Regions from separate parts of the Homo sapiens genome. Here region 1 is linked to region 2. The links are chromatin loops, found by intact Hi-C in ENCODE. Cell type or tissue: PC-9. All regions are shown on one strand.

What was found. Hi-C counts contacts between places; a loop is a spot of excess contacts. Peaks named below come from ENCODE experiments on the same cell type or tissue, not always from the same donor. Only the 100,000 strongest peaks of a DNase experiment are listed, where the experiment ranks them.
Region 1: a loop joins it to region 2, with 7 times the contacts of the local background. A loop is called at or near these places in 7 of 110 quality-filtered maps.

The regions. Positions count from the first base shown.
Region 1 is chr1:23,634,090-23,642,089 of GRCh38, forward strand. It overlaps MDS2 (myelodysplastic syndrome 2 translocation associated), which reads left to right. Exons shown (of 6, transcript NR_167910.1): 5 at 5,591-5,706; 6 at 6,239-6,479. Among named protein-coding and RNA genes, the nearest start is that of MDS2, 11 kb to the left of the region's middle. In PC-9, CTCF peaks have their summits at 1,036, 1,241, 3,508 (motif pointing left) and 3,708; DNase peaks (open chromatin) are centred at 1,042 and 3,502; H3K4me3 peaks cover 608 bases; H3K27ac peaks cover 339 bases.
Region 2 is chr1:22,971,896-22,979,895 of GRCh38, forward strand. It overlaps LACTBL1 (lactamase beta like 1), which reads right to left and starts at 971. Exons shown (of 8, transcript NM_001289974.2): 1 at 877-971; 2 at 410-536. The coding sequence starts at 421. In PC-9, CTCF peaks have their summits at 4,751 (motif pointing right) and 4,955 (motif pointing right); DNase peaks (open chromatin) are centred at 4,726, 5,176 and 6,596; H3K27ac peaks cover 3,521 bases.

The sequences.
Region 1 (8,000 bases), 660 kb after region 2:
AAAATAATAATAATAATATTTTATCACAACACATCACAGTTTCTTTAAGAGTAGTTAAAATATCAACCTTAAGGAAACCAGGAAAAGGGTGTTATCATTCATCCATACAGCATTTGTTGATTCCCACTGAAGTTCCAGGCCAAGGTGGGGTAGGGGATCAGTCTGGGAATGGGGACCTGACATGCGAGAAAGACACATAAGGAAATATTCCCTTTTTATTCATTCACTCCTCTGGCATATGCCAACCCTCTGGGGACATAATGAAAGACATCCACAGCCTTGCTCTCAGGAAGCTTTTAAAGGAAGTGGGGAGGCAGATATTCCTCAAATAGCCATTCAACTGCATATTATAAACGGTGATAAGGGTTAAGGAGAGGAAGTACAGAGTGCTATGAAGACATCATGGGGGACCTTGATGTACTTGGTGGTGGGAGGGTCAGAGATGGCATCTCTGGGGAGGTCAGCATCTAAAGGAGTTGAATAAGGACTGATAGGGTGGGGAAAGAGGGTCCAGGAGGCAGAAACAGCATGTGCCAAGGCCCTGAGCTGGGAGAGGGCAGGGTGCTTGTGAGGCCAGTGTGGCTGGAACCCAGCTGGCAAAGGAAGGGGTGCGTTATGCAGCTGAGGCTCTAGTGGACCATACTTAGGAGCCAGTGAAGGCTTCAGGGAAGGACAGTGAGGACAGCTGTCCATTCTGGATGGAACACTGGAGGGGCAGAGTGGGCGAGGCATGGGCACAATGGCAGCTGGTGCCAGGGAGGCAGCAATGGGGTGGAGAGAAGGGGAGAGTGGGTGCGTAATGAGCGCGATGGCAGCCTGTGTCAGGGAGACAGCAGGGGGTTGAGAGAAGGGGAGAAATTTGAGGGCTGCTTGGGAGGTAAGTGGGGCAAGACGTGGGGTTGGATTGGCCCTGGGAGAGGTGGCACGAGAGGTCCCAGTGGGTAAGCTCTGTGACCCAGGAAGGGCTGGCTAAATCTGACCTGGGGAAGGCCTCCCAGATGGAGCACATCTCCCCGGTATCGTGAAATAGGTTGCAGCACCCCTAGTGGAGAAAAAGGGGAAAGACAGTCTATCCCTGGCGAGCAGAAATTCAGCTGGGAGTTGTCAGTGAAACGAAACTAACATTGAGTATGGACCGTGTACCAAGCCCTTTCTAAGTGCTTTACCTTCATCACCTCATTTAATCCTCCCAACAACTCTACAAGGTCGATGCTATTATCACTCTCATTTTACAGATGAGGAAGCTGAGGCTCAGAGAGGTGCTGCCACTGGGATGCGGACTCCAGGAAGCCTGACCCCGTCCTGCCTTTTAATCACGGCATCATACTGCTCTTGTGGTTTGGGATGATTAGAACCTGAGAGAGTTGGAGAGGGGAAGGAGCGGGTTGAGTCTGAGCCTAAGAAATGGGCTGGGACCAAATCCCGGGGGGCTGCTGGTGTTAGACTTGGGGGTGTTGACATCATTGCAGATGAGTGGGTAGCACATTCTTAGGGAGAGGGTGGTGGGATCACGTGTGCTTTTCTGAGAAGTCACTCTGGGATGGGGCAGAGAAGAAGTAAAAAAAAAAAAAAAAAACAGAAAAAAAAACAGAGGAGAGACAGTGAGGCAGGGCATGGGTGAGTACAAGGCCAGGGCAGCAGGGCTCTGGGAAGGGTGAACACCAGGCAGACAGTTCCAAGGTAGATCTAACAGGTGACTAGGTGGTGGGAGGTGAGGGGTGAACAATCAAATGTGGGTAAAGGGTCACGTTGGTTTTATTCATTCACTCAGCAAACTTTTTTTTTTTTTTTTTTTTTAGATGGAGTCTTGCTCCGTGGCCCAGGCTGGAGAGCAGTGGCGCCATCTCAGCTCGCTGCAACCTCCACCTCCCGGGTTCAAGCGATTCTCCTGCCTCAGCCTCCCAAGTAGCTGGGATTACAGGCACGCGCCACCATGCCCGGCTAATTTTTGTTATTTTTTCATAGAGATGGGTTTTCACCATGTTGGCCAGGCTGGTCTCGAACACCTGACCTCAAGTGATCTGCCCACCTCAGCCTCCCAAAGTGTTGAGATTACAGGTGTGAGCCATGTGCCTAGCCCACTTAGCAAACCTTTATTGAGCACCTACTATGTGCCAGGTCTCGAACAAAGTGCTAAGAACATAGAGAAAAAGGATGGGATTGCTGGCCAAGAAGGGACATGGGAGAGGAGAAGGGAAGGGAAGACAGTGATGGATCCGGCTGGGGATGTACTGAGTTGGCGGGGCAGGGGACAGCCAAGGGGCAACAGCCAAGGGGCAGCTGAACACATGGTCTGAGACTCAGGAAAGAGGTAGAATTTGAGATGCAGGATTTTAAAAATCAAATCTCGAGCACAACTTGGTAAACTTACTGAAAATCATTGACTTGTACCCTTAAAGTGAGTGAATTGTATGATCTATAAGTAATACCTGGATAAAGTTTTCAAAATACAATTAGGGAAAAACCCAAGAAGTCTCAAAGTTCCTAGGAAATCATGAAACAAGGAGGAAGAGAACATTCCAGTCAGAGGGCAGAGGGTGTGAGTGAAACCTGGAGGCCTGGCTGGAGTGGGCACGAGGTGTGGCTGAAACCAGGGGTGCTTAGCGGGGATAGACGGAGCTGCAGCCTCGCCCTTGAGTGGGTTGTACCAGTCATGTCACTGAGCACTGACGCTGCGCTCTGCATCCTGGAGAAAATCAATCTTCCAACAACCCCAGAAGAAGGGATGCCAGATGAGGAAACTGAGGTTCAGAGAGGTTAAGTAGCTTACCCAGTCACATTGCTATTAAGGAGGTATATATATATATATATATTTATATGGAGACGGAGTCTTGCTCTGTCGCCCAGGCTGGAGTGCAGTGGCTGGATCTCAGTTCACTGCAAGCTCCTCCTCCCAGATTCACGCCATTCTCCTGCCTCAGCCTTGCGAGTAGCTGGGACTACAGGCGCCCACCACCACGCCCGGCTAATTTTTTGTATTTTTAGTAGAGACGGGGTTTCACCTGTTAGCTAGGATGGTCTTGATCTCCTGACCTTGTGATCCACCGGCCTTGGCCTCCCAAAGTGCTGGGATTACAGGCGTGAGCCACCGCACCTGGCTTTTTTTTTTTTTTTTTTTTTTTTGGAGTCTCGCTTTGTCACCCAGGCTGGAGTGCAGTGGCACAATCTCGGCTCACTGCAACCTCTGCTTCCCGGGTTCAAGCAATTCTCGTGCCTCAGCCTCCTGAGTAGCTGAGATTACAGGTGCCCGCCACCAGGCCGGGCTAATTTTTGTATTTTTAGTAGAGATAGGGCTTCAGCCTGTTGGCCGGGCTGGTCTTGAACTCCTGACCTCATGACCCACCCACCTCGGCCTCCCAAAGTGCTGGGATTACAGGCATGAGCCACCGCGCGCAGCTTAAGGGGGTAGAATCTGAGATCCATCAGCTCTAGAGTTTGGGATCTTGAGTAACAGTTTCGCCACGTTTAACAAATGTCCGGGGCCTGGAACGGAGACACTGGCGCTTCTATCGCGCCATCTGCTGGCCAAAACGTAGAGCTCAACTGGCGACGGAAAGGCGTTGGTTCCCAGGCTTGACAGGATTCCCTTCTGCCCTCTTCTCAACTGTTTCTCCCAACAGCCCTGAGTGGGTGGTAGGCAGGAATTGTCCAGCCTCATCTTACCAATGAGGAGACCAAGGCTTGGAGAGAAGAGGCGACTTCTCAAAGATGATCCAGAGGAGTAAAGGAGGCCCCGGGATTCAAACCCCCCTCCGTGAGGTGCTCTCCACCTCCCGCTGTCCTCAGTGTGGACTTAGATCCCAGAGCATCTTCACCCCTCTGAGGGGGTGAGGCCAGTCCCCTCCCTGGCTGGCTTGCAGACAGCGACCCAGGTTCAGGTAGCGGCCTAACCCACCCAGCTCTGTCTCTGTGGGGGTGGTTTGACCTGATGCAGGTTTGAGCCTGTATCAGGCTCTGTGGGGGGTTAGGGCAGGGTTCTCAAGGCTGAGCAGAAAGCTTCCACCCCACCCCTCCACTGGGGACTCCAAGCAGGTGACATTTCTGTTTGGGGAGCTGGCTGCCCCTTCCCTGTCCCCAGCCCTTCAGGAATTCTGGGTCTCAGGCTCTGGAAGGAGGGAGAGGAGAGAGAGAGGAGGCCCAGGCAGAAGTGGGGAGACAGTAGGCTGGGAGAAGGAGGGGCATGGGGGTGGGGCCAGAGCAAGGCCACAGCGAATGATAGTGACAGCAACCGTGCTAAGAAGAGCTGCCACTGTGGAGGGACAGGCGCTGCAAAGGTGCTTTACGGGAATTATGAGCCTTAACCTTCTCTGTGGCCCTGAGAGGCAGGGAGGATCATGACCCTCACTGACAGTGGAGGAGCAGTATCCAGGAGCTTGAGTAATGTGCCCAGGGTCACATGGCCAGTGAATATGAAGCCAGAATCACAACCCAGGGAGTTGTGACTCCCAGAAGGAGGGGACTGATGGGAAGCAGAGTGAAGGAGCAAAGGACTGATGGGGTGGCCATCAGGCTGGGAGTGGGGGACAAAGACGTCCAGCTGCCTGGCCGTCCCATGGCTGTCATCGTGTGTACGAGTGTGTATGTGTGCCAGGGAGAGAGAGTGTCTGAGAGTCTCGGTTGTCAAATCTTGGTGACATCCTGGTGGCATGGGTTGTCTGACTGTGGCTGAGCAATCTGGGTTGTTGAGGGGCCAGGAAGGCTTCTTCTCTCCCTCAAGAAGTCTGGGTCAACTTTGAGTCATCCTTCTGAGCACATCTTAAAAGTCACCTCTCCTGGGAAGCCCTCCTGGATTGCTAAAATGGGGTCGAATTCCCATGTTACACACTTGCAATGCTTCTCCTGCCAAGTAGTCATCATATGTATAAGTGGTTAAATATTTGTATTTACTCGGTAGAAGCCCTGTGTTCTGACCCAGTTGGAGCTGGTAGTGGGCAGGTGCCAGGAATTTAGATAAAACCAGATGTGCGGGGGCAGGTTGCAGAGGGAAACCCTGGCTCTGAACATTCATTGTTTCCTGAGCTCCAGGCTGCGGATTTTATTGAGAGAACGGAGACTGCTGGTGAACTCTCAAGAGGGTTAATTGGAGTTTTATCAAGCCAGATTTCATGGTGTCTGCTTAATGTTAATCTCTCCAAGCTTCCCACCAGACTGCAAAGGCTGAGGTGACTGCCTTGACTCTACTATGTCCCTAGAACTTAAAGCCCCGTGGGTGGTTCTTGCACTTGACAAACACATATTAAAGGAAAGAACGAATCGATGAAGCATGGGTTTGGGTGCCGGGCTGGGGAAACCAGGTTTGTGAGTGAGGGGATGAGGTGACAGGACCCAAGCAGGGCTGGCATGGGTGGCAGCGGAGAACCACAAGACCACGTGTGGTCACCTATGTGATGATGCCTCCTGGAGTTGTTCAGAGCAGTGCACAGCCTGTGGTAGGGGGCTGGCTTCCCTTAAACGCTGTTTGGGGAAGTACAGCCTGACAGTAGGTTTTCAGGAACTGGGAGGACCAGAAGGTGCCCTGATTCCCTTCCTCCCTGATCTCCCCTGGCACCAGCTCCTTGCTCAGCCTCCTCGCTTCTCTAATTTCTTGCAGCTGCAGTGTTCTGAATAGCAGTCCAGCTATGAGGGGAGGTGCCCGTGGCAGGCCTCAGCTGACCCTGGAGAGGCCATTAAGACCTGGCTGTCGCCTCCACAGCTGCTCGGAGGCAGGTGAGTCTGGTTCTCTGAGTCTCCCTCCTAGAGGTGGGCACTGAAGTCAGGCCCAGCGGATGGGAAGGAAAGAGGCCAGGGCTGGAGAAGCAGCCAGCGTTTCCCACTTCCTCCCCAACTGCCACTCCAGGTGGTGGCCCAGGTGACTGGGTCTCTTTGTCCTCCTCCCTCCCAGACACACTCTTGCCCTGGGTTTTCAGGAAAGTGGGGAGGCTAAGCAGCTCATCCCAGGCAGTTGGGCAAACCATCCCACCAGGTACCTGGCCAGATGCTGTCCCAGACACCTCCCTCCAGGCTGTCATCCTCCACATCACTGGGACTAGTAGTAAGGGAAATAGAAAGCTCCCCAACGCCCTCCACCTGCACCCCAGGCCTGATCCTGAGGCATGGCTGGCTCAGAGACAGTGACAGTGGGGTCAAAGGGTATGAGACAGATTCTCCATCTACCAGGAACAGGCAAGTGAGCCTCAGCCTCCTCGTCTGGAATGAGGGACAATAGTACCTATTTCACAGTAAAGTTTCTGGAACATAGGTGTTCAATAAATGACAGACGCTACCATCACAGATTACCAATGTTACAAAACTGTAAACAGAGAAAGGTGGCTTTGTAAGAAGAAAAGAGATCATTCTTTTTCCACCATGTGAGGACCCAGCAAGAGGGTGGCTGTCTGCAAACCCAGGGAGAGAGCCCTCACCAGGAATCTGCTGGCACCTTAATCTTGGACTTCCCAGCCTCCACAACTGTGAGGAATAAATGTATGTTGTTTAAGCCACCCAGTTTGTGGTATTTTGTTATAGCAGTCCTAGCTGACTAAAAAATACTGTCTCCTATAACCCATGAGTTTTGTTTCAAAGCACTTAACACAATCTATAGTTATACATCTACCTATGCAATTTATCTTTTTAAATTTTATTTTGTTTTATTATTTTTGGGGGATGGAGTCTCACTCAGTCACCCAGGCTGGAGTGCAGTGGCATGATCTCGGCTCACTGCAACTTTCGCCTCCTGAGTTCAAGCAATTCTCCTGTCTCAGCCTCTGAGTAGCTGGGATTATAGGTGTGTACCACCACGCCTGGCTAATTTTTGTATTTTTATTAGAGACGGGGTTTCACCATGTTGGCCAGGTTGCTCTCAAACTCCTAACCTCAAGTGATCCAGCTGCCTTGGCCTCCCAAAGTCCTGGGATTACAGGCATGAGCCACCGCACCTGGCCTGTGCAATTTATCTTTTTAAGTTTTTCCTGAAGTATAACAAACACAAAAACACACAAATCCTGTGTACAGCTCAATATACCTTCACAAAATGAACCCATCTGCATAACCTGCCTCTAGGTCAAGAAGTGAACATAACCAGCTCCCCAGAAGCCTCCTTGTGACGCCTCCTCATCGCTACCTCTCCCTGGAGGTAGCTATCATATAATTATTCATTTAGTTATCAATGTGGGTGTCATGTGTGTCCTCTATGGATTATTTTCTTAGGGCTGCTGTAACAAATTACTACAGCCTTGGTAGCTGAAAGCAACAGAAACTTATTCTCATGGTTCTTCCAGAAGTCTGAAATCAAGGTGGGCTGGGCGCGGTGGCTTATACCTATAATCCCAGCACTTTGGGAGGCTGAGGTGGGAGGATTGCTTGAGCCCAGGAGTTTGAGACCAGCCTGGGCAACATGGTGAAACACCATCTCTACGAAAAAATACAAAAAATAGCCAGCCTGTAGTCCCAACTACTTGGGGGGCTGAGGCAGGAGGATTGCTTGAGTCCGGGAGGTGGAGGTTGCAATGCGCTGAGATCACGCCACTGTACTCCAGCCTGGGTGATGGAGGGTCTAAGGGAAGATCCATTCCATGCCTTTCTCCTAACTTTTGGTGGCTGCTGGCAAAATCCTTGGCATTTTGTGGAGTGCCCCTGCCCTCCAGTCTCTGCTTCTGTCTTCACAAGGCCTTTTCGTCTGTGTCTCTGTGCACTCTTCTGTCTCTTATCAAGACACTCTCATTGGATTTCAGGCCCACCCTAATCCAGCATGATTTTATTTTGATACTTATCTTAATTACACCTGCAAAGACCCTGTTTTCTTTTTCTTTTTTTTTCTTTTCTTTTTTTTTTTTTTGAGATGGAGTCTCACTCTGTCGCCCAGGCTGGAGTGCAGTGGCACTATCTCGGCTCACTGCAAGCTCTGCCTCCCGGGTTCAGGCCATTCTCCTGCCTCAGCCTCCCAAGTAGCTGGGACTACAGGCGCCCGCCACCACGCCTGGCTAATTTTTTTGTATTTTTAGTAGAGACGGGGTTTCACCGTG
Region 2 (8,000 bases):
TGGTAGCTAGAGGTGTAATAAAGGGCTTCAGGGCTCACAGATACAGATGAGCTCAGCCTAGGGGGAGGGAGGAGGAGGAGAGAGTCATTGAACAGGTAGTTAGGAATGAGCTTGGGTCACTCCAGGCAGAGGCCTCTGGGGATGTAAAAAGGAAGAGGAGTTAGTTTCTGGTTTGTTTTGATAATTCAGTGAGTTTATGTAAAACATTTGAAACTGTTCCTGGCCTGCAGGTGCAAGCTCTAGAGATGATGATGATGATGATGATGATGATGATGATGATGATGATGATGATGATGAAGGTAACGTGGGGGGGATTTAGCCCAATATTTGAAGCCAGAAGGACGGTGGCATGGTCAGACATGTGTCAGAAGCTGACACATGGTGACAGCTTCTTGAGGCTGTGCCTCACCTGGGTCTTCATTCTCTCCAAGGCATGGAAGATTCTGGCTCTTTGAGGATTCAGGTCTACACCACAGGAGATCCCGTAAGCAGGAAACTGAGTCAGAGGAGTGAAGGCAAAAAGAGGTCCTGAGGGGCTGGAAAAAGAGGAGGGGGACAGAGAAAAGCTAGAAAACAAGGAGGGTAGACGAGGATGCGGGGGATCAAAGCAGCCCTCCTCTTCCCATGGCTCCCCCTCCCAGGTGAGAGAAACAGCAAGCTCAGAAACCCCTGCCAGGTGACCCGGCATCCCAGTTTGTCCAGGACTGTCTTGATTTTAGCACTGAAAGTCCTGCATTCCCAGAAACCCCTCAGTCCTAGGCAAATGGGACCATTGGTTACCCTGTGTGCCCCGCATTGAATTCCAGCTCCTCTTCCCCACCCCCAGCCTGCAGAGAACAATCTGGTCAGGCCCTCAGGCTCTTGGCCACAACTTACCCTCTCCAGAAGGTACCAGCAAGAACAGGGCAGTTAGGGCCCCAGTTTGGCTGACAGTGCCTCTGGGAGTCCCCTGTGTTCCAGAGGACAGGAATGGCTTCCTGGGCTCTGAGGCACAGGCTTTACCAAGCTCTCCAGGGGCTGGCAGATGTGGCGCCTAATTTCCCCGGTGCTAATCCCTCAGAGTGCCTGCTGCCATGGGGATTAGCTTCTGGGGTCCCCAAGCAGCGGGGAAGCGGGGGAGATCTGTCAGGGAGCATTGGGTAACATCATGTGACCCGAGTGCTCCAGGCTGGTGAAGAAAGGAACACTCTCTCCAAAAGGAGTGTCTGCCAAACCCAGTGTGGAAAAGGGATGTCAGGAGGCCACCAGGGTCATTTCCAGCTGGGAAGGGAAAGGAGAGAGATTTCCAGGCTTGGTCTGACCCCACACAAGCTCCTCAGGCACCTCTGAGGAAACTGGAGCACAAAGGAACCCAGTTTAAGGACCACTGGGGTCAGCCTAGTTGTGAAATATTCAGGTAACCTGGGTCCAAATCTTAGTCTGTCACTGCCAGTGTGAGCCTGTGTGACCAGGGATCATAACCTCTTTGCCTCACATCTATAAAATGGGGACAATAATACTAGCTTGGTTAGCGTGCAAGTTAAATGGAATGCGCTCTTGAAGCAGGCAGCCCAGAACCCGGCACCTAGTAAGTGCTCCATAAATTTTGGCTTCTTGTCATGGACTTGGCTTTTTTTTTTTTAAAGACAAGAACAGCTGAGCATGGTGGCTTATGCCTGTAATCCCAGCACTTTGGGAGGCCAAGGCAGGAGGATGGCTTGAACCTAGGCGTTCGACATCAGCCTGGGCTGAGACCTCGTCTCTACAAAAAATTTAAAAATGGCCAAGTGTGGTGGTGTTGCCCTGTAGTCCCAGCTACTCTGGAGGTTGAAGCTGAAGCATTGTTTGAGCCTGGGAGGTGAAGGCTGCAGTGAGCCGAGATAAGATTATGCCAGTGTGCTCCATCCTGGATGACAGAGTGAGACTCTGTCTAAAAAAAAAAAAAAAAAAAAAAGACAAAGTTGTGCTCTGTCACCTAGGCTGGAGTGCAGCGGTGCAATCAAAACTCACTGCAGCCTCCAACTCCTGGGCTCAAGCGACCCTCCTGCCTCAGCCTCCTGAGTATCTGAGACTACAAGCATGCACTACTATGCCCAGCTAATTATTATTTTTTAATTGCTTTTGGTACAGATGGGGGTCTCCCTTTTTTGCCCAGGCTAGTCTTAAACTCTTGGCCTCAAGTGATCCTCCCATCTCTGCCTCCCAAAGTGCTGGGATTATAAGTGTAAACCAAAAATAAAATTCTAAGGCCCCCAACCGTCTGAATGGACTTCCTCCTCAGCCAGCACATTCTTAAAATTTAACCTGAAAGACCGAAAGACTGGTTTAGGCCTTGACGGGGAGTAGGGGTCAAACGTGCCTCATCATACTTCTCCAGCATAACATCACATAACAAATAAGGAAAGAAATCAAAATAGTTTAACCCCAAATATATTTCCTTGTTATATCTTGAAATTGCCCTGCAAAGTTTGACTCTTGTGGGAAAAATCTACATTCTGTAGAGAATCCTCCTTTTCCTCTTCCATTTGCAGACCCAGGAGATAATCAACAGTCAGGAACCCTTTTAAGTCCCATAAGAAAACATTTTATAACCTATTCTCTCTGAAGCCTGCTAGCTATAAACTTCTTCTGCACAATAAAACTTTGGCCTCCCCAGTCTTTTATCTTAACCCAAACATTTCCTTTCTATTGATCTCAGGTCCTCAAACTCAACCAATTGTCAACTAGAACATTTTAAAATTTACCTATAGCCTGGAAGCCCCCATATCGAGTTGTCCCACCTTTCTAAACCAAACCAATGTACATCTTAAATGTATTTGACTGATGTCTCATGCCTCCCTAAAATGTATAAAATCAGCCAGGCGCGGTGGCTCACGTCTGTAATCCTAGCACTTTGGGAGGCCGAGGCGGGCAGATTGCCTGAGCTCAGGAGTTCAAGATCAGCCAGAGCAACATAACAAAACCCTGTCTCTACTGAAAATACAAAACATTACCCAGGCGTGGTAGTGTGCACCTGTAATCCCAGCTACTTGGGAGGCTAAGGCAGGAGAATCACTTGAACCTGGGAAGCGGAGGTTGCAGCGAGCTGAGATCATGCCAGTGCTGTCCAGCCTGGGCAACAGAGCAAGACTGTCTCAAAAACAAGACAAAACAAAAAAAAAGCTGCACCCCAACCACCTTGGGCACATAATCTCAGGACCTCCTGAGGGCTGTGTCATGGGCCATGGTCACTCATATTTACCTAATATTTCTCTTCAAGTATTTTATAGAGTTTGACTCTTTTTGTCGACATAGGTGTGAGCCACCACTCCCAGCCATGACCTGGCTTTTATGTCAAACTTCTACCTGGCCCCTATGGCAGATATCAGATCTCTCTCTGTGAACATTCTAGAAGATTTTCTATTGATTTTAGTTGATACAAAAGATAAAACATATATTCCTTCTCAACATTAGATGAGGTTGCACATTGGGGTTACTTGGAGAGCTCTTAAAAACCACTGGTGTCTGGGTCCCACTGCAGAGATCCCCAGAGGCGCAGCTTGGATGCCGCAGCCTTTGAAGACTCCTTGGTGATTCGACTGTGTGGCCAAGGTTGAGAATCAGTGCCCCAGATCAGTGTGTGTCCCACTTACTTGTGGGTAGGAGCATCCTAGCGATTGTGTTACATGGTAGGTTCTGAGCCAGTGAGTCGGGGTGGTATCTGAGAGCCTACATTTCTAACAAGCTCCTAGGTGATGCTGAGGCTGGTGTAAAGACCACACTTTGAGGAGCGAGGCTCCTCTGCAACTCACGGATCACACCAGCCTCCACCTCATTATTTCAACGGAGCCTTGAATTGCTATCTCCTTCTACTAATGCTCAGGATTGGGGATGGATGGAGGCAAGCCTTCTAGATCTTCTTCTGTAGCCCCCATAGCCAAAAATCTGAGTGATTTTGTCCAAACTTCACATTGTATGGCTGGCAAAAGAGGCTCACAGAGGGGAAATGACTCACCAAGGTCACATAGCAAGTTTACTGACAACAATTGATCTGGGACCCAGGTCTTTTTCATTGCACTTGGCTGTTTGGTTAATCTTCTCTGTGGCTCAGAACTGGCAGCCCGCTTCTTGGACACAGACTGCCTGTTGACAATGTACCACATACGGTCTTTAGAGCCCCCTGTGCTATGTCCTCTGGTCTCCACAATCCCAGGAGGCAGCTTCTATTCTGTCTCCATTTTACATCCGAGGAAACTGATGCTCCGGAAAGGGAGGTCCCCAAGAAATGGCAGAACTGGGTTTGGACCCAGGAGTCCTGTCGTTCCCCAGACACTGACAAGACTCCTCGGTTGCTGTGAGGATTAAATGGAATGTGCTCATGAAGCAAGCAGCCCAGAGAGAGCCTGGCACCTACTAAGGGCTCCATGAAGTTCGGCTTCCTACAATGACTCGGGTTTTTTTGTTTGTTTGTTTGTTTGTTTGTTTTTGAGACAAGGTCTCACTAACACTACCTAACACTAATCAGTCTATGGGCAAAGACTGTGTCTTATTCAGGTCTATGTCCCCAGACCTAGCACTCCTGGGTTCTGCAGTCCTTGCCCCCAGGACACCACCCCCTCCCTGAGAACCACTCCCTTGCTCCTAGCCCAGTTCTGAAGGCAGCCATTTTTCACTGCAGAGACCAGCCCTGCCCCTCCCGAATTTAACTAGACGGGAACCCACAGCGTGTCATACAGCACAGTGGCCCCAGGATGGCAGTAGATGCCCATGTGTAAGATCTCTGGCCCAGCCTGAGCCTCCTTTAAAGGGTAATTTACTTGCATGTGTCTCTTCCTCCAGGCCCTTGTCCAGGGGCTTTCCATCCATGAACCAAGATATTCCCCACAATATCCCCATAGGGAGGAATTATTCACCATCATTTACACACGAAAGATCATGTTCATCCTTTGCCCTTCATGGCCGCTTCCTACTCTTTGGGGAAAAACCAAAAACCTTACATGCGTAGTTTAAACCTATCCAGTAGATGTCCCTATGGGTCAGGCTGCAAGAGTTCAAATTCCAGCTTCCCCACTTATTACCGGTGTGACTTTGGTTGGATTTCTTGGCTTCTCTTGGACCTCAATGTGCTCATCCATAAAATGGGGTAATGAAGTAGAACCCACCTCCTTGCAGGGAGGAGTGAGGATTGCATGAAATAATACACCTAAAATGTACAATCCAGTAGCTGGCACGCAGCAAGTGCTCAGCAAATGTTAGTCACTCTTATTACCATGAGTCTCATTGGCCTCTCCTCCTGGGAGAAACTAATTGTCCTCACCCTCTGCATCAGGACCTTTAAGAAAGAAGAATGTGGGCCGGGCATGATGGCTCATGCCTATAATCCCAGCACTTTGGGAGGCCAAGGCAGGCGGATCACTGGAGGTCAGGAGTTTGAGACCAGCCTGGCCAATATGGCGAAACCCCATCTCTACTAAAAATACAAAAATTAGCCAGGCGTGGTGGTGGGCACCTGTAGTCCCAGCTACTTGGGAGGCTAAGGCTGGAAAATCGCGAACCCAGAAGGCAGAGGTTGCAGTGAACCGAGATCACGTCATTGCCCTCCAGGCTGGGTGACAGCAAGACTCTGTTGAAAGAAAGAAAGAGAGAAAGAGAGAGAAAAAAAAAAAAAGGAAGGAAGGAAGGAAGGAAAGAAGGAAGGAAGCAAGGAAGGAAGGAAGGAAGGAAGAAGAATGTGGGCCAGGCACAGTGGCTCAAGCCTGTAATCCCAGCACTTTGGGAGCCAGAGGTGGGCAGATCTCTTGAGGTCAGGAGTTCGAGACCAGCCTGGCCAACATGGCAAAACCCCATCTCTACTAAAAATACAAAAATTAGCCTGGCATGGTGGCGGGTGCCTGTAGTCCCAGCTACTTGGGAGGCTGAGGCACAAGAATCCCTTGAACTCGAGAGGCAGAAGTTGCAGCAAGCCGAGATCACACCACTTCACTCCATCCTGGGTGACAGAGCAAGAGAAATAAAGAGAGAAAGAGGGAAGGAGAGAAAGAAAAGAAAGAAAGAAGGAAAGAAGGAAGGAAGGAAGGAAAGAAAAAGAGAAAGAAAGATGAAAGAAAGAAAGAAAGAAAGAAAGAAAGAAAGAAAGAAAGAAAGAAAGAAAGGAAGGAAGAAAGAAAAAGAAAGAGAAAGGAAGGAAGAAAGAGGTTGAAAAGATATCAAATCAAAGGCAAATTAAACTTTAAAAAGGGCCAGATGTGGTAGCTCATGCCTGTAATCCCAGCACTTTGGGAGGCCGAGGTGGGTGGGATCATGAGGTCAGGAGATGGAGACCATCCTGGCTAACACAGTGAAACCTCATCTCTACTAAAAATATAAAAAATTAGCCAGGTGTAGTGGCATGCGCCTGTAGTCCCAGCTACTCAGGAGGCTGAGGCAGGAGAATCTCTTGAACCCAGGAGGCAGAGGTTGCAGCGAGCCAAGATTGCGCCACTGCACTCCAGCCTGGGCAACAGAGACATACTCCATCTCAAAAAAAAAAAAAAAACTTTACAAAGGAAAATGTTCCTCCTAAAGGATATATGAAGATACTTAGCATTTTCAGCAGTCAGGCTTTGATTGATTCATTGATTCATCCATTCACTCACTTACCCACTGAGTCATGCAACAGACATTTACTGAACATCTGCCATTCCCTGGGTCTTACACTTGGGTGTGGGGCAAAGCAGATATAGTAACAGATATTCATTGTCAGTGCATTTTTATTGAGCACCTACTCAGCGCTAGGCACTGTTCTTGGTGCTTCAGATATATCAGTGAACAACACAAAGGTCCCTGACCTGGTAGAGCCCATCTTCTAGCAGGGGCAACAGGATAAATAAGTTAAATGCTGCATTACAAAGTGATACATGACCAGGCACAGTGGCTCACGCCTGTAATCTCAATACTTTGAGAGGCTGAAGCAGGTGGATCACTTGAGGCCATGAGCTCCAGACCAGCCTAGGCAACACAGGGGAGACTCTGTCTCTATACAACATTTTTTTAAAAAAACAAAATTGGCCGGGTGCAGTGGCTTACGCCTGTAATCCCAGCACTTTAGGAGGCCAAGGCAGGCAGATCGTGAGGTCAGGAGATCAAGACCATCCTGGCTAACACGGTGAAACCCCATCTCTACTAAAAAAAAAATACAAAAAAATTAGCTGGGCATGGTGGCGGGCGCCTGTAGTCCCAGCTACTCGGGAGGCTGAGGCAGGAGAATGGCGTGAACCCGGGAGGCAGAGCTTGCAGTGAGCCGAGATCACACCGCTGCACTCCAGCCTGGGTGACAGAGCGAGACTCTGTCTCAAAAAACAAAAACAAAAAAAACAAAACAAACAAAAAAAAGAAACAACAAAATTAGCCAGGCGTGGTGGCGCATGCCTGTAGTCCCAGCTACTCAAGGAAGCTAATGAGTGAGGATCACTTGAGCCTAGGAGGTCAAGGCTTCAGTGAACCATGAGCACGCCACTGCAATCCAGCCAGGGTAGCAGAAGAAAACCTGTTTCCAAAAATAAAAATAAATTAAAAATAAAATAATATATGTCATGGTAAAATAAATAGAGCTGGGTAAGAGGGGTAGATTAGAGTATTAAATTGGGAGATCAGAATGGGCCTCATTGAGAAAGAAGCATTTAGCAAATCACCTAAGGGAAATAAGAGAGTTAGCTATATGGACAACAGAGGAATAGTGTTCACAGTAGAGGGAACAGCCAGTGCTCAGGCCTTAGGGTGGAATGTGCCTGGTGTGTTAAAAGAATAGCAAGGAAGCCAGTGGCTGGAGCAGACTAAGCAAAGGGCAAAGTAGTAGGTGAGGTAGGGAAGTAAGAGGTCAGGATGGTCACATAGAACCTTCTAGGCCACAGGAAGGACTTTGGCTCCCCTCTGAGTGAAGTGGGAGCCTTTGCAGAGTTTGAAAGCAGAGGAGTAGCACAATCTGACTCACATTTTTTTTAAGGCAGGGTCTTACTCTGTTGCCCAGGCTGGAGTGTAGTGGTATGATCATAGCTCACTGCAGC